Regions from separate parts of the Homo sapiens genome. Here region 1 is linked to region 2. The links are chromatin loops, found by intact Hi-C in ENCODE. Cell type or tissue: heart right ventricle. All regions are shown on one strand. Links, peaks and the distances in the headings refer to the core of each region. The heading gives the core; the rest is flanking DNA. Region 1 holds the start of LOC107986246 (a long non-coding RNA gene). Region 2 holds the start of LOC124900646.

What was found. Peaks named below come from ENCODE experiments on the same cell type or tissue, not always from the same donor. Only the 100,000 strongest peaks of a DNase experiment are listed, where the experiment ranks them.
Region 1: it touches region 2 in a loop (3-fold over the local background); 34 of 110 quality-filtered maps call a loop at or near these places.

The regions. Positions count from the first base shown.
Region 1 is chr4:739,033-747,032 of GRCh38, forward strand. PCGF3 (polycomb group ring finger 3) reads left to right here. Exons shown (of 11, transcript NM_006315.7): 7 at 4,442-4,552; 8 at 5,568-5,656. LOC107986246 (a long non-coding RNA gene) reads left to right here and starts at 395. Exons shown (of 2, transcript XR_001741543.2): 1 at 395-912; 2 at 1,675-2,707. It overlaps LOC124900644 (a long non-coding RNA gene), which reads left to right and starts at 7,129. Exons shown (of 2, transcript XR_007057987.1): 1 at 7,129-8,000. RefSeq lists a silencer at 3,656-3,745. In heart right ventricle, for the core only: a CTCF peak has its summit at 3,775 (motif pointing right); a DNase peak (open chromatin) is centred at 3,789.
Region 2 is chr4:992,400-1,001,631 of GRCh38, forward strand. It overlaps IDUA (alpha-L-iduronidase), which reads left to right. Exons shown (of 14, transcript NM_000203.5): 3 at 8,213-8,298; 4 at 8,483-8,590; 5 at 9,069-9,164. LOC124900646 reads left to right here and starts at 5,966. Exons shown (of 2, transcript XM_047416476.1): 1 at 5,966-6,590; 2 at 7,025-7,356. The coding sequence starts at 5,966. The coding sequence ends at 7,356. SLC26A1 (solute carrier family 26 member 1) reads right to left here and starts at 1,005. Exons shown (of 3, transcript NM_022042.4): 1 at 902-1,005. RefSeq lists enhancers at 342-1,153, 1,154-1,965. In heart right ventricle, for the core only: no CTCF peak of the experiment used is centred there; no DNase peak of the experiment used is centred there; H3K4me3 peaks cover 1,067 bases; H3K27me3 peaks cover 4,810 bases.

The sequences.
Region 1 (8,000 bases), core at 1-8,000, 250 kb before region 2:
TCTGTAAAGGCTGCAGTACGTATCCCCAAAAGATAAGGGTTCTTCTTAAAGCTCATAACCACAATACCTTGATAATGTTTAGGAAAATAGTAGAGATTCCTTAATACCAAATAGCCACTCAGTGCTGACATTTCTAGTTGTCTCATAAATGCGGTGCTTTTTGGTTGTTGTTTATTTCTTTATTTATTTTGAGACCTGGTCTCTGCTGCCCAGGCTGGAGTTCAGTGGTGCTATCACAGCTCACTGTAGCCTCAACCTCCCGGGCTCCAGTGATTCTCCCACCTCAGCCTGCCAGGTAGCTGGAACTACAGGCAAGCACCTCCATCCTGGCTAATTTTTTGTAGGGATAGGGTTTTGCTGTGTTGCCCAGGCTGGTCTTGAACTCCTGGGCTCAAGCAGTCCTCCTGCCTTGGCCTCCCAAAGTGCTGGGATTACAGGTGTGAGCCCCCACACCCAGCCTGTTTTTGTTTATTCCAATCAGGATCCAGAGAATACCACTGACTCACGGGCCTCCTTCTGGTTCCTGCCTCTGCCTTCCCATTGTCCTGGGTTGTCCTGCGGCAGTGGACCTGGGTGCGTTCCACCCGTGTTTTTGGGAAGCCCGCTTCTGGGCATCCATCAGGGCAGGTGTCGTCCATGTGCTGAGCCGGGTGGCACTGAGATCTGCATGCCACCTCCGTTCCATCGCTCGTCTCCACGTGTTAGTTGGAGTGTGCGTCCAGCCTGGAGCAGGTTGTATGTTCTCGTCCACCTCAGCACGCTCTTGTCCGGTGTGGACGCTGCCAACTCCACTCTACGTTGAAGAAGTCGAGAGGCAAGAGGTTCCGGAGTGCTCCAGATTGACACCCCCAGGGCACGGTGGCCCCGAGCCGCCTCCCTGACCAGCTCCTGTCTCTGGCCACCATATTTTCCGTTGAGTCAATATTCTTTTTCTTGTTGTTTCTCAAGCTTTCAGTCATTTGTGGCTCTTTAGCAGGAGGATTCTAACTTTAAAACTATTAGCAGTGCACCTATTTTCTTGATGGAGGCTACTTGCAATTTGTTTAGTTTTATCTGTGGTGCAGACAATTGCAAACCTCATTTCTCCGACCAGAGGCCTCTTCCTGAAACGCGCGTTAGCTGCGAGGATGCAGTGGTGAGGCGAGGTGTCAGCCCTTGAGGGTCCAGGTGTCTGTTTTGGAGGAGACGCCAACACGGTCCTGCCCCTCCCACCTGGACTCCGGGCAGGCCCTCAACGCTGTCCCCGCACCCCCACATGGTGGGGGCTTGCTGGAAGAGAGTTCCCTGCTAGATCAGAGGTGGGGTTAGGTTTTTAGTGGTTTGTTGTTTCTTTTTGTTTTTATAAATTATTTTAGAAACCTGTCTTCGTAGAGGCAACATGTTTAAAACATTTATCAAAGTGTCCATTCTCAGTCTCAGCCCACTCTGGGCTCTTTCACTCGGTGGGCGTGTCATGGTCTTTGGTGTGCCAGGCTCCTGTCCGTTCCTGGTGAGGGCTGTGGGGCTCACGCACTCACCAGTCCTCTTTCCATGGATCCTGAACATGCCTGTCACCTCTTGCTTTAGAAACGTGGGGGCCGGACACAGTGTCTCATGCCTGTAACCCTAGCACTGTGGGAGGCCGAGGCAGGAGGATCCCATGAGCTAAGAATGTTTCTTTACATTTTTAAATAGTTGGAAAAAATCAAAAGCAGCGTATTTTATGATGTGATAATTTAAGAATTGAAATTTCATGGTGCGTAGCCTGGTTGGAACCAGCCCCACTGGCTCAGCTGTGGTCGCCTTCACCCGTAAGCCCGTCCGTGGTGCAGCTGAGTGTGTGCCAGGAGTGTGCTGCCTGCCTGCCGGTGGCTTTGGGCAGCCCTCTGCACCGTGGCTGGAACTCATCGTCACTGCATTGGGACGTTTTCATGACGACGTCAGAACGAGGAAAGGAGAAAAGGGGACTTTCAGGGCTGCACTTCGAAGCCGCAGTGAACTCTGGATTATTTTGTTGTTGAACTGTCATTGTTGATGGCAAAGCACCGACTTTCTCATCCGTCATACTGTAGCTATGCTGAGAGCAAACAGCCGACGATGGAGTCACTGACTCAACACCAGCAATATCCCCACTCACAGGAAAGCAGTATTTAGACACCAGCAATATTCCCTACTCACAGGAAAGCAGTGTTTACAAAATGCTGAAAATTTAAAATGGAATGTCTCATCACAGCAGAATTTCTTCTCAGAAGTGAAAATGAAGATATGGCTGTAGTCAGAATAAGCTTCCAATTGGCTGATTCGTTAGCGTTATGCCAACAGTGAGCTCCTCAGATCAGGCTGGACTGCCGCAGCTCAAGAGCAATGTCCAGAGACAGTGAGCTCTTATTTATTTATTTATTCAATCATTTTTGAGACGGAGTTTTGCTCTTGTTGCCCAGGCTGAGTGCAGTGGCACGATCTCAGCTCACTGCAACCTCCGCCTCCCAGGTTCACACAGTTGTCCTGTCTCAGCCTCCTGAGTAGCTGGGATTACAGGCAGGTGCCACCATGCCTGGCTAATTTTTTGTATTTTTAGTAGAGACGGGGGTTTCACCATGTTGGCCAGGCTGGTCTCGAACTCCTGACCTCATGATCCGCCCGCCTCAGCCTCCCACAGTGCTGGGATGACAGGTGTGAGCCACCGCGCCCGGCCCCAATAAATGTTTCAGTGCCTGTATACACCTGACACTGAGTGCTGCTATTTTTAATCCTTCTTTATTCTTACAGGTGAAAATTAAAGAAATGGGAACTAGAGCCAAGGGTCAGGGTCTGAAGCTGAGTTGCTTTCCACTGTGTCCGTGGGGCTCTCTCCTTTGCACGGACCTATGTGGCCTGTTGTTCCCGTCACGGCTCTTCTGCAGACTGATGGGAACAGCCTCCTGCTGTCAGCCCCTGTCTTGCAGGCCTCCATTCCAGCTGCTGGGATGTGATTATTTAAGGGAAACATTTTCTTTCAAGCTGCTCTCAGATTCTCCAGGCTAATCTTTCAGCATTTCCCTTGTGAGGCTCCAGCACTCCATCCACCTGCGGCCGGCCCCACCTATCCCCTTGGCTCTCAGGGTCCCCTCCTCTCTCTGCCCAGGCTCTCGGGGTCCCCTCCTCTCTCTCTCCCCAGGCTCTCGGGGTCCCCTCCTCTCTCTGCCCAGGCTCTCAGGGTCCCCTCCTCTCTCCCCAGGCTCTCGGGGTCCCCTCCTCTCTCTGCCCAGGCTCACGGGGCATCCTCCTCTCTGTCCAAGCTCGTTGCCTCACGCGGGCATTGGTCCCTGCACGGTTGGTGTTTGTGAGGCAGCTGTGTAGGTTGGGGTATGCCCAGAGCGTTTCCCTGGCCTGGCCGAGCTCATGGTATGTAGGGAGGAAATCGTGGATAAAAAGTTTGGTGAAGAATTCCTTGGTCACGTAGCACATACGTTACTTTTCAGAGTGATGTCTGGGTTGCGGTTTGAGCAGCTTTTTTCTAACCTTTCTTTGCTACCTACTGTGTGTTCCCGAGCAGTGACCCACGTCGTCCACTGTGTCCCCTGGGTGTGAACTAAGGTCACCCTTAGGGGGCCTTTGCCGAGAGTCTGTTTGCTTTTCCCTGGAACCTGCGAGGTTCTGGCCAGCTCTTGCTGGCCATCCCTGGAGGGTCAGGCCTCCTCTGGTCCGGCCAGAGGTGACCCAATGGCAGGTGTGGGTGAGGATGCTGCGGCCCGTCTGCCGCCGGGCAGTCTCCTCCCTGGAATTTGTGCCTGTGGCTGTGGCCACAGACACCAGGGGGCGCTCTTAACCCACTGCCAGGCAACGGGGTGCCAGAGCTCATAGCTGTGAGCAGCCCTCCCTGCAGGCTGTGGACTCAGGCGCCTGGGACACATGGTCCCCGGGGCTCTCGGGCCCTCGAGGGCTCTCTTGGGGTTCCTCAGTGGTGGCCTTGGGTACCTGTGAGCCGGCAGGATCTGCCACTGCGCAGGAGCGTGGGGGGAACCCAGTGGCAGGTTCATCTCTGAGCTGCGGGTGTCCAGGCAGTCCACTGGCTCAGCCGTGAGGTCAGCAATGATGTCTGGCATGGCACTGCTGTGGCCACAGTGTTTATCAACCCCTGGTGACGGGTGGTTCTGCGCCATTGGACACTCACAGGCAGTGGCTGAGGTGGGGATGACAGTCCCGCACCTGGGTTTCCCAGGCCCCGTGCCTGTCCTAGGCCTGGAGCAGCCGGTCTGCGACTCAACGTCCCACGTGGGTTGGTGGGGCGGGTGCCCGGGGGGTGCGCTTCCCGCTGTGCTGAGCCCCCAAAACATCTCAGTCTTAATTTGCTGCTTTCTTATTAGTAGCCTTCAAACTTCATAATGCAAATCCCTAATTTTCTTTATGTGATGTTTATGAACAGAAGTTTAATAGAATCCACTGCCTGTGAGATGAAAGACTGTGTGTTGATTTTCCGCAGCGGAAATGAGAAAGCAGAGGGAGTTCTATCACAAATTGGGCATGGAGGTGCCGGGAGACATCAAGGGGGAGACCTGCTCTGCAAAACAGCACTTAGATTCCCATCGGAATGGTGAGTGCCCTGCGTGCCCATCCAGAAGCCCCGGGAATCCCCTGCATGAGGCCTTTTCTTAAAGAGCTGGCGCTGTCTGCCGGCCCCTCCCACACGCACTCACGGGAGAACGTGGGGGAACCTGAGGGTGTGGGGCGGTTAGGGTTCAAGGCGTTCCTCCTCACTCCTGGTACCAGTGGGAACGTGGGCAGAGGGGAAAAGCCAGCAGGGGAGAGCAGGAGGGCCCCCCGAGAGTGTCTGGGGGGCAGAGGTCAGGGTTCAGAAGGCCTGTGGAAAGAGTAGTGGAAGGTGAACTTCCTGAGACTTCACTTGGCTTGCTTTACTGTAAAATGGCAAAATAATGGTTTGGTTTCTGTGTAAAGGGAATGGTATGTTGAAATCTGAGGGTATCACAACAAACGTTCATGTCTTGAGGACATTTTATTTTCCTAATGGACCACACCAACTCTTAGGAAATGTTTAGGCTCCTCCGGGCGTCTGTGACAGTTGGAGGGTGGGAGGGGCCTGGCTCTGTCACCCCCACGGCTTTGCGGGTCCCAGGAAGCACAGCCATGAGGCGTGGTTAGGAAGCGAGTCTGGGAACCAAGCAGTCCTGTCAGAACCCTTTTACCTGAGGGGAAGTTTTCATTTTAAAAGCGGTGTTGAAACAGTGGATTTTTAGGAGAAGGCTTTCAGATCGAGGGGCTGATGTGGTCAGCACTGAGCAGCTCCGGGCGGGCCTGGCCATGTGGCCAGTGCGGAGCGTGTCTGTGTCCCACGCCGGCTCCGGCTGCCCCGTCTCTGTCTCCTGTGCTCCCCACGCCTGCACCCCACAGGCCCACACGCCCGTTCTGCATCCTGGGGAGACCCCTGCAGACACTTTGCGGACGGCTTTCCTTTGACGCTTACTCCGCTCCGGGGGTCCAGAGTCTCTTAATGGAGTGAATTTTTGACGGCATTTGGAGTACAGTGTAGTTTTTTAAATGGCTTGACAGTTTGGATTTCATGGTGCGCTATGTTCTGTTTGTGCTAAAAGGTGAAACCAAAGCAGACGACAGTTCAAACAAAGAGGCCGCGGAGGAGAAGCCGGAGGAGGACAACGACTACCACCGCAGCGACGAGCAGGTGGGCGGGGCCCGGGGGTCGCTGCAGTGTTAGTGTTCGCCGTGGAGGCGTGAGCAGGTGGGCGGGGCCCGGGGGTCGCTGCAGTGTTAGTGTTCGCCGTGGAGGCGTGAGCAGGTGGGCGGGGCCCGGGGGTCGCTGCAGTGTTAGTGTTCGCCGTGGAGGCGTGAGCAGGTGGGCGGGGCCCCGGGGTCGCTGCAGTGTTAGTGCTCGCCGTGGAGGCGTGAGCAGGTGGGCGGGGCCCGGGGGTCGCTGCAGTGTTAGTGCTCTCCGTGGAGGCGTGAGCAGGTGGGCGGGGCCCGGGGGTCGCTGCAGTGTTAGTGCTCTCCGTGGAGGCGTGAGCAGGTGGGCGGGGCCCCGGGGGTCGCTGCAGTGTTAGTGCTCGCCGTGGAGGCGTGAGCAGGTGGGCGGGGCCCCGGGGTCGCTGCAGTGTTAGTGCTCGCCGTGGAGGCGTGAGCAGGTGGGCGGGGCCCGGGGTCGCTGCAGTGTTAGTGCTCGCCGTGGAGGCGTGAGCAGGTGGGCGGGGCCCGGGGTCGCTGCAGTGTTAGTGCTCGCCGTGGAGGCGTGAGCAGGTGGGCGGGGCCCGGGGGTCGCTGCAGTGTTAGTGTTCGCCGTGGAGGCGTGAGCAGGTGGGCGGGGCCCGGGGGTCGCTGCAGTGTTAGTGCTCGCCGTGGAGGCGTGAGCAGGTGGGCGGGGCCCGGGGGTCGCTGCAGTGTTAGTGCTCTCCGTGGAGGCGTGAGCAGGTGGGCGGGGCCCGGGGGTCGCTGCAGTGTTAGTGCTCTCCGTGGAGGCGTGAGCAGGTGGGCGGGGCCCCGGGGTCGCTGCAGTGTTAGTGCTCGCCGTGGAGGCGTGAGCAGGTGGGCGGGGCCCGGGGGTCGCTGCAGTGTTAGTGCTCTCCGTGGAGGCGTGAGCAGGTGGGCGGGGCCCGGGGGTCGCTGCAGTGTTAGTGCTCTCCGTGGAGGCGTGAGCAGGTGGGCGGGGCCCGGGGGTCGCTGCAGTGTTAGTGCTCTCCGTGGAGGCGTGAGCAGGTGGGCGGGGCCCGGGGGTCGCTGCAGTGTTAGTGCTCGCCGTGGAGGCGTGAGCAGGTGGGCGGGGCCCCGGGGTCGCTGCAGTGTTAGTGTTCGCCGTGGAGGCGTGAGCAGGTGGGCGGGGCCCGGGGGTCGCTGCAGTGTTAGTGCTCTCCGTGGAGGCGTGAGCAGGTGGGCGGGGCCCGGGGGTCGCTGCAGTGTTAGTGCTCGCCGTGGAGGCGTGAGCAGGTGGGCGGGGCCCCGGGGTCGCTGCAGTGTTAGTGCTCGCCGTGGAGGCGTGAGCAGGTGGGCGGGGCCCGGGGGTCGCTGCAGTGTTAGTGCTCTCCGTGGAGGCGTGAGCAGGTGGGCGGGGCCCCGGGGTCGCTGCAGTGTTAGTGCTCTCCGTGGAGGCGTGAGCAGGTGGGCGGGGCCCGGGGGTCGCTGCAGTGTTAGTGCTCCCGTGGAGGCGTGAGCAGGTGGGCGGGGCCCGGGGGTCGCTGCAGTGTTAGTGCTCTCCGTGGAGGCGTGAGCAGGTGGGCGGGGCCCGGGGGTCGCTGCAGTGTTAGTGCTCTCCGTGGAGGCGTGAGCAGGTGGGCGGGGCCCGGGGGTCGCTGCAGTGTTAGTGCTCTCCGTGGAGGCGTGAGCAGGTGGGCGGGGCCCCGGGGGTCGCTGCAGTGTTAGTGCTCGCCGTGGAGGCGTGAGCAGGTGGGCGGGGCCCCGGGGTCGCTGCAGTGTTAGTGCTCGCCGTGGAGGCGTGAGCAGGTGGGCGGGGCCCGGGGTCGCTGCAGTGTTAGTGCTCGCCGTGGAGGCGTGAGCAGGTGGGCGGGGCCCGGGGTCGCTGCAGTGTTAGTGCTCGCCGTGGAGGCGTGAGCAGGTGGGCGGGGCCCGGGGGTCGCTGCAGTGTTAGTGCTCGCCGTGGAGGCGTGAGCAGGTGGGCGGGGCCCGGGGGTCGCTGCAGTGTTAGTGCTCGCCGTGGAGGCGTGAGCAGGTGGGCGGGGCCCGGGGGTCGCTGCAGTGTTAGTGCTCGCCGTGGAGGCGTGAGCAGGTGGGCGGGGCCCGGGGGTCGCTGCAGTGTTAGTGCTCGCCGTGGAGGCGTGAGCAGGTGGGCGGGGCCCGGGGGTCGCTGCAGTGTTAGTGCTCGCCGTGGAGGCGTGAGCAGGTGGGCGGGGCCCCGGGGGTCGCTGCAGTGTTAGTGTTCGCCGTGGAGGCGTGAGCAGGTGGGCGGGGCCCGGGGGTCGCTGCAGTGTTAGTGCTCGCCGTGGAGGCGTGAGCAGGTGGGCGGGGCCCGGGGTCGCTGCAGTGTTAGTGTTCGCCGTGGAGGCGTGAGCAGGTGGGCGGGG
Region 2 (9,232 bases), core at 1,233-9,232:
AAGCTTTGTGGGTACTGGGACCCCAAGTCTGCTGGGGGAGCAGCACTCAGACACTAGCCTAGCCCATCCGCCTGGACTTGGGACAGAATTCTGAGAATATGCCTGGACGGGGGCCCCATCAGGGCCAGCTGGGAGGGGAGGAGGGTGACTGGCGTCTGTCTCCCCTGCCCAGACAGTTCTGGGACGTGAGGCGCCCTTTTTCCCAGGCTGCACCAGCTCACTGTGGAACGGCCATGACACACTGTCCCGAGGCAGCACCGAGAGGGCCCAGCCCGCTGCACACAGTCACCCTGGGCCGGCAGAGCCGGAAGGGCACCTGACCTTTCCCTTGATCTCGGAAAACACCGTGGCGTTAGGGAGGCGGTGCTTAGAGGCCTGACTGGTCCCACGTGAGGCCTCGGGTCTGTCCTGTTTGCAGACTCCAATGTACTTTCACTTTAAACATTCTTCTCAGCGACGTTAGGCAAAGACTTTGCTCCCAGGACACCAGGTGCCCAGGACACCCTGGAGCCTGGGCTGAGCCTGCTGTTTGCACGCTGGCCCAGGGTGTGCGAGCTCCAGTCTCCTGGCGGGTGTGTTGGGGCAGTGAGCCCAGCCTGGTAGGTTGACACATGCAGGCTGGGCACAGCACCCCTGGGGCACAGAGCGGGGGTCCTGGCCCTCAGGCAACATTGCAAGAGTTGTGTCCCCTTCCCTGGAAGACCCCACCACACTGGGTCCCTGGATGCCCTGAAGCCCACCCCAAGCCCCTGGGGTCCAGGTGTGTGGAATGGGGACAGTAGGGCCACCTGCCTTGAGCCTGAGGGTGCCCCTAAGAAACCACGAGTCCAGGGCATTTCTGGCCTCGGCTCCCACGCCCCCCTCTGCTGCAGCTGAGATCTGGGCCCAGGATGGTTCTTACCTGAGGGAGTCCTCACAGGCGCGGAGGGCCCTGGGATGACGAGGGGCTGGCAAGACCACCGAGGACCGCAGGGCCCTCTGGCTCCCGCGAGCAGCGGGGAGAGTGGGGGTGGTGGCGCCAACCTGCAGGCAGTGGTCTGTGCCCTGGACTCTGTAGTTCAATTATTTACCTACAGATTGCTGAGTCATGGGTTTCTCCAGCCATGTTACCTGATCGGCTGATCCGGGAGTTGAACTGTAATCAGGGGCTTGTAGGAGTTAGAGCTGTGTGGGCCTCTGAGGAGCTCCCAGCCTCCCAGGAGCCGCTGCAGCTGTGGCTCTGCGGCCCTGCCGGGGGGGCTTAGGGACCAGCGGGAGGCGGGGGCTCAGGGGCTGAGCACAGGTAAACCTTCAGCTCTGGGGTCTGGGGTCGAGTGCAGCAGCCTTCAAACCCAGGCGGGGCTGAGGGAGGCTTGGTCTCCGTGTCCAGTCGCCGGACACCCTCCTGGTCCTGCAAGGAGCCAGCCTGGTCCAAGCTGGAGCAGGGCAGAGGCTGACAGCCGGCTCAGCCCAAGGCTGCCGGTGCGTGCATATGCGTGTGTGCTCGCGTAAGCCCTGTGTGTGGTGCTCACCGCCCAGGGCGAGGACTGCCGGGGTCAAGGTGCCGTGACTGGCCAGGAGTCCTGGTCTGACTGGACCCAGCACCGACCCACAGCGCCTGGTCACCCTCACGGCTCCTCTGCCCTCCCCTCTACCACAGACCAGGACCGGCAGTGCCTGCCTCATAGGGCTGGGGTGAAGATAAATGATTTTTTTAAGTGAACTAAATTAGGCCCACACGTGAAAATAAGGGTAAGCTGCTTTTTAAAAGGAATTATTAGCCAGGCACGATGGTTCACTCCTGTAATTCCAACACTTTGGGAGGCCTAGACAGGAGGATCGCTTAAGGCCAGCAGTTCAAGACCAGCCTGGTCAACATAGTGAGACGCCCCCCACCTTTTCTTTTTTTTTTTTTGAGGCGGAGTCTTGCTCTGTCACCCAGGCCGGAATGCAGTGGTGTGATCTCGGCTCACTGGAAGCTCTGCCTCCTGGGTTCACGCCATTCTCCTGCCTCAGCCTCCTGAGTAGCTGGGACTACAGGCGCCCGCCACCGCGCCCGGCTAATTTTTTTTTTTTTGAGACGGAGTTTCGCTCTGTTGCCCAGGCTGGAGTACAGTGGCATGATCTCGGCTCACTGCAAGCTCTGTCTCCCGGGTTCAAGTGATTCTCCTGCCTCAGCCTCCCGAGTAGCTGGGACTACAGGCACCCGCCACCACGCCCGGCTAATTTTTTGTATTTTTAGTAGAGACGGGGTTTCACCATGTTAGCCAGGATGGTCTTGATCTCCTGACCTCGTGATCCACCCACCTCGGCCTCCCAAAGTGCTGGGATTACAGGCTTGAGCCACTGCACCCGGCCGCCCCCTGCCCCCCAACCTTTAAAAAATTAAAAGTAAAAAATTAGCTGGGTGTGGTGGTGTGTGCCTGTATCCCAGCTACTCAAGCGGCTCAGGTGGGAGCATGGCTTGAGCCCAGGAGTTTGAGGCTGCCATGAGGTATGATTAGGCCACTGCACCCTATCCTAGGCCACAGAGCAAGAGCCCGTCTCAAAAACAAACGCTGTCATTGGCCCAGCACTTTGGGAAGCTAAGGTAGGAGGATTGCTTGAGCCCTGGAGGTCCAGGCTGCAGTGAGGTATGTTTGTAGCGCTTCACTCCAGCCTACAAGTCTTTTTTTTTTTTTTTTGAGATGGAGTCTCGCTCTGTTGCCCAGGCTGGAGTGCAGTGGCACAATCTCGGCTCACTGCAGCCTCTGCCTCCCGGGTTCAAGCGATTCTCCTGCCTCAGCCGCCTGAGTAGTTGGGACTACAGGCGTGTGCCACCACGCCCGGCTAATTTTTGTATTTTTAGTAGAGACAGGGTTTCACTATGTTGGTCAGGCTAGTCTTGAACTCCTGACCTTGTGATCCACCCGCCTCGGCCTCCCAAAGTGCTGGGATTACAGGCGTGAGCCACCGTGCCCGGCCAGTTCTGTCTCAAAAAAAAAAAAAAAATTCCTTGGGAGCCTCAGGTCCCCCCGACTTTGACAGTGAGTACTGGGTGGGAGCCTGCACGGGGCACCTGTGGCCGGAGGGTGAGTGTAACGAGGGGCTGCAGCCCTCAGTGCTCTCCCATCCCAAGGGAGGCCAGGAGGCTGCGGTGGGTCCCTCGGGTGGGGCTGGAAGGCCAACCCGGCCCTGGCACCTTGGGCAGCCTGACTCTGTCCGGGGAACAGAAGCCACAGGCTCTACTTCTCCTGTCCATGTGGGATTGAAGCCGAGGGTCTCGCAGAACCAGCTGATGTGCCGGGGCTCCATTTCCCCAAGACGAGGACACTGACATTGATGGGGCACAGCCCCGGAGGGAGGAGACCCTGGACACTCACCCCACCAAAGGTACCTCCTTGTGGAAGCCGTCTGCCAAGCGCTGCTAGTTCCCCACAGCCCTGGGTGAGCCCAGGGAAGACTGGGCTGCAGTGCCCCCATTTGGAGGTGAAATGGGAGTGGAATGTAGTTGGGATGGCCAGAGAGTAGGAGACATCCTAAGTGTGAGATGTGGACAGGGCTGAATGCTCCAGGGTCTCGTACCCCAGAGTGTGAGATGCGGGCAGGGCTGAACGCTCTGGGGTCTCGTACCCCTGAGTGTGAGATTCGGGCAGAGCTGAACAGGCTCCAGGGTCTCATACCCCCATAGCCTCCACCTGGGATGCCCTCTCCAAGTCTGATTTCTCCTCGAAGCCCCTGCCCTGTCCTCCAGAGTCTGAGCCCTTGCTTCCACCCCAGCCCAACCTGGGCCCCAGTGGTCCCTGGGAAGCAGCTGTTTGCTCAGCAGTTGGGAGCTGTGCTGTAAGAAGCGGTTGGCCAGTGGGTGGGGTAAGGCAGTCACGCAGGGCCTCAGGTCCCTCCCTGGGACAGATAAGGGCCCCTCTGGGTGCAGCCACCAGCAGGGTTGTTGGAGAACTGGGGAGACCCAGGGGGCTGGGGTTGTTCCCTCAAGGTCTCCCTAAAGGAGGCAGGGAGGACCTGGGTGCTACAGCAGGGGTGGGGCACCTGGTGCAGACGCCTGCATGCAGGGTGGGGTGGGCAGTGCCACCTGGGGCCACAGAAAAACCTGGAGTGGGAGGTGGCCCTTCCCCCCTCAGGAAAGGTGGTGGAGGTTTCCAGAGGCTGGCTTATGGGGACCTGTGGTGAGGTTTTAGGCAGGTGAGCGTAGTTCAGGAACAGCCTCAGCCGCACTGCAGGGGCCTGGCCTCAGGTCTTCTGCAGGCATTGGGCCTTATGCCCTTTTAGTCCCCACCTAGGCTGGGTGTCTAAAGTAGGTGAGGTCATCACTGCAGGATCCTTGGGGCCTGACCTGCCCCCTCCCACGTGTCTCTGCCTCAGTTTCTCTGAGCATTGAGGCAGTGGCTGGTGCTGTCCTGTGGCCAGGCCCAGAGGCTGAGTGCCCAGGGGGTCCAGGGGCCTTGCTGGCCAGAGAGAGTGGGTAGCCCATTCTACCCCGAGCCTGTGCACGCGCAGGGCTGCCAACACCTCCTTCCTTCCCCGCTTGGCCCACGCAGGACAGGGGGCGTGGGGGCCCCAGCAACTGGGACCTGCCTGAATCCGCCTCCCTCCTGAACCCCCCTCCCGCCTGAACCCCTGGCCAGTCTTGTGTCACACGCTTACTTCCTTAGTTTTGTCTTTAAATCAGCCGTTTTACATTGGAGTCCATTTACTGGGAAAGGAGACCTTGCATCCTTGCCTCCCACCCGTGGGAAGAAGCCCGGCCGACAGGGCTTTGAGACCGGACCCGAGTTTATTCCCAGAGACCCTCCCGCGGGTGGGCGAGCTCCGAGGTCTGGAGAAGAGGAGGCCCCGGCCCGCACCCTCTAGCACCTGTGTCCCCTTCGTCCCGGCCACAGATGCAGGTTCTCCCAAGAGGCGGGTCTGTACCCGCCCCGCGCCCCCAGCCCAGCGGGCCCGGCCTCCGCCCCTGCCCCGCACTCCCACCCCCACCCTCAGGAGAGCGCGGCCCTGCTCCCCACCCCGCGCGGTCTCCCCCCACCGCCTGCGAACCCCCATGCACGCGCGGCCCCGCCCCGCGCACTCACCAGGCCCGGCAGCCGCGCGGTCTTAGCGGCTCACGCGCTCGGGCCCAGGGGCGGGGACGTGGGGACCCGGGCGGCCGCTCAGCCGCGGCCGCGCGGTGAATGAGCCCGTTGTGCGGCCGCCGCGGCCCCAGCGACACCCCGCGCGGGGTCTACAAGGGCTGACGCGCCCCCGCGGCTTCCGTTCCCGGGCTGGGCGGTGGCTCGTCTGCGTCTCCGGCCCTGGGGGTGGGCTGCGCGCTCCATCTCGCCGGCCCAGTCCCCTCCCCAGCGTCGGTCTCTCAAGGCCCCTCCCAATGGGGGCCAGGCGGAGGGTGGGCCCTCGGGCCTGTGGACTGACCCCGGGGTTCCTGGGCCTGGGGGCGGGGATCCCTGTCCCGGGCTCCCCTCGCTGCGAGGCTGGCCCTGCCAGATGACACTCAGAGGCGCCTTGGGTGTCAGGCCAGGGACATCTCTGATGCTGGGGCTCCCCCCGCTAGGGTCAGGGGCTGCCGGGCTATCGCCTTGGGGTTCTGCAGAGAAAACCTGAAGCCCAGCTGGGTCTTCACTTTCCTCCAGGTCACCGTGCCCCGCTACTCCAACTCCGTGGGACTTTGGAATGCACCTTCTGGGCATTTAATTCTTATCCAAGTGCCTCTTAAGTTATACTTCTTTGCTACCAGTGTGTCCTTTGGATGGAGGGGAGGAGAGGTGGTAGGGGCCGGGTGGGGTGGACCCCAGGGACTCCTGCTGCTCCTGCTGGACACCCAGCCCGGGGTACAGGAGCAGGTGGGGACCAGCAGAGGCGGGGCGGAGCAGGAGCCCACACCCAAAGGCTGTAGACTCCTGCCAAGGCTCTGCCTTGATCTTGTACACCATGGGAGGACCAGAAGGGAGGCGTTGAGGTGTCCAGACCTTTGCTGTGGAGCTGGGGGTGCTGTGGCATGGGGAGACTGACAGACGGGGAGCTGTATAGGGCCAGATTCCGGTCCATGGTGGTAACCCCATCCCCCACCACTGCAGATGCGGCACAAAGCCAGCTGCCACAGGAGGTGCACTGCCCCACGGGCAGCTGTGCTCACCTGCGTGGCGTCCGCAGGAAGCCCTCAGACCCTGGCCAGCCTGGTCTCTGCTTCTCACTCCAGGCTCAAGGCTGGCTGCTATTCCATTCACCCCATTCCCTTTCCCTCAGGCCAGAAGCATCACTCACAACTCCAGACCCTTGCACACCAATCTCCTCACTCAGTTCACCCTCAGATGTCCAACTCCACATGGCCAAAACCGAGACCAGTCTCACTCCAAGCTCATCCACCCGCCTAGCTGCCCAAGCTGAAATCCACAGTTGCCCTGTACGACCCCCCGACCCCCCACCTCACCCCCCAGCTCACCTCAAACCTCATCAGTCCCTCTGCTCACAGCCTGCACAGCCACCACCCAGTCTGGGCACCATACCTCTCTGGGCAACCCCCATGGCCCCCAGCCAGTCTTCCAGCTCCCACCCTGACTCCAGTGAGCTGCCAGAGGGATCCTTGAAAAATGCTCTGGAAGCCAAGGTGGGCGGATCACGAGGTCAGGAAATGGAAACCATCCTGGCTAACATGGTGAAACTCCGTCTCTACTAAAAATACAAAAAAATTAGCCGGGCGTGGTGGCGGGCGCCTGTAGTCCCAGCTACTCAGGAGGCTGAGGCAGGAGAATGGTGTGAACCCGGGAGGGGGAGCTTGCAGTGAGCCGAGATCGCGCCACTGCACCCCAGGCTGGGCAACAGAGTGAGACTCTGTCTCAAAAAAAAAAAAAAGAAAAAAGAAAAATGCCCTGGCACTGCTCAGCTCAGAACCTTGAAAGGGATCCTTGTTTCGCTCTGGGTCAGGGTCCCATCCTCAAAGCAGTCACTTCCAGAGCCCCATGGAGCCTCATATCCCATGATATCCACCCTTATTCTGTCTCAGGCCCACCAGCTGCCTCCCTGCTGCCTGATTGTCATGTGTGCATTCCTGTTCCAGAGCCTTTGCACTGGCGATGCCATCTGCTGCCTGGATGTCTTCCTGCTGGCTGGTCCCGTTGCATGGTAGCCTTAGGTGTCTCCTCAGAGAGGTCCCTCGCTGACCATCAGGCTCCTCACTCCCTGTCGTATCCCCTTCACCAAAGATTCCCATTCCCTGACGACGCCTGTCCCCTCGGAATGCAGGCCTCGTGGGAATTCAGCCCATCCGCAAGTGCAGTGGCAGGGCGGCCCCCTTCCCCCTTGACGACGCCTGTCCCCTTGGAATGCAGGCCTCGTGGGAATTCAGCCCATCTGCAAGTGCAGTGGCAGGGCGGCCCCCTTCTCCCTTGAGGACGCCTGTCCCCTCGTAATGCAGGCCTCGTGGGAATTCAGCCCATCTGCAAGTGCAGTGGCAGGGCGGCCCCCTTCTCCCTTGAGGACGCCTGTCCCCTCGTAATGCAGGCCTCGTGGGAATTCAGCCCATCTGCAAGTGCAGTGGCAGGGCGGCCCCCTTCTCCCTTGAGGACGCCTGTCCCCTCGGAATGCAGGCCTCGTGGGAATTCAGCCCCATCTGCAAGTGCAGTGGCAGGGCGGCCCCCTTCTCCCTTGACGACGCCTGTCCCCTCGGAATGCAGGCCTCGTGGGAATTCAGCCCCATCGGCAAGTGCAGTGGCAGGGCGGCCCCCTTCACCCTTGACGACGCCTGTCCCCTCGGAATGCAGGCCTCATGGGAATTCAGCCCATCTGCAAGTGCAGTGGCAGGGTGGCCCCCTTCTCCCTTTCCTGTGCACTCATGTTGCCTCTTGGGGTGTGGGAGGGGAAATGGGGCACTCCTGGGCCTCCAGGAGGTGCAGAGAACCAGGGTGAGGTGTCCACCAGGTCCTGCCTGGCTCCTGACCCCTGGCCCCTGCTGCTCGCGACTGGCCTGCCTCGTGCCACTGAGCCTCAGAGCCATTCCGAACCCCCACCCCAAGTTTTCCATCTCTTGATGGTGTAGGGTTGGGGGGTCTCCATGTACAGATACTCTAGTTCATACCAGGCCTTCATAGGGTTATTTTCCAAGGGGAAGGGCCCCTCGGGAAGCCGGGATCGGAGTCCTGTGTGGCACCTTGCAGGCTCCCACATGCTCCGTTGTGGCCACGGTTCCAGCCTGGAGCATGGAGCTGTGTGGGCACCCTGCTTCCTGACGCTGACCGTCCTTCTGCAGGGGGTCCACTGGACGGGGCCTGAGCTACAACTTCACCCACCTGGACGGGTACCTGGACCTTCTCAGGGAGAACCAGCTCCTCCCAGGTGAGCTGTGGGCTCTGCCCTCCCAGCCCGCCTGCACCCCCTTGCCCTGCCCACCCTCTCCCTCACCCAGCCCCTCTGAGTCCTTGGATGTCCATTCAGGGCTGGCCTTGGTGCCGGAGCACAGGCCTGGCAGAGCATGGGTGTGGTGTGTGGTGGGCGGTGGGGCAGCCCTCCTGTGTTCCAGGGTTTGAGCTGATGGGCAGCGCCTCGGGCCACTTCACTGACTTTGAGGACAAGCAGCAGGTGTTTGAGTGGAAGGACTTGGTCTCCAGCCTGGCCAGGAGATACATCGGTGGGCGAGCGCAGGCCCTGGGGCCCTGGCCGGGGCGGGGGTACTCCTGGGCAGGTTGCACCCCTATCACGCAGGCTGCTGCCTGGTCAGGAGATACATTGGTGGGCAGGCGCAGGCCCTTGTGGGGGGATGGGGGTGACAAGGGATAGGTTGGTGGTCGGCGCAGGCCCTGGGGCCCCAGGCTGGGGGGTACTCCTGGGCTTGGTGGGTGGGCGAAGGCCCTGGGCCCCTGGGGTGGGGGGTACTCCTGGGCAGGCTGCACCCCTATCACCCAGGCCGCACCCCTATCACCCAGGCCGCCGCCCAGGTCTTGGACCCCCTTGAGCCAGCGCTTCCTGATGTGGGGCGGGAGGCTGGCCTGCATGGAGATGGGGTTCATCTTGAGTCAGACGCCCTTCATCACCTTGCACCCTCCCTCCGTGGGAGTCACTGAGGCGAGATTCACCTGTGCTGGGGGGACAGCAAGGCTCCTCTGCAGGTAGGTACGGACTGGCGCATGTTTCCAAGTGGAACTTCGAGACGTGGAATGAGCCAGACCACCACGACTTTGACAACGTCTCCATGACCATGCAAGGTGTGCACCGCTTCCTGGGGTCCTGCCCGGCTGAAAGGGGGCAGAGGAAGGCAGGAGCAGAGGCTAAG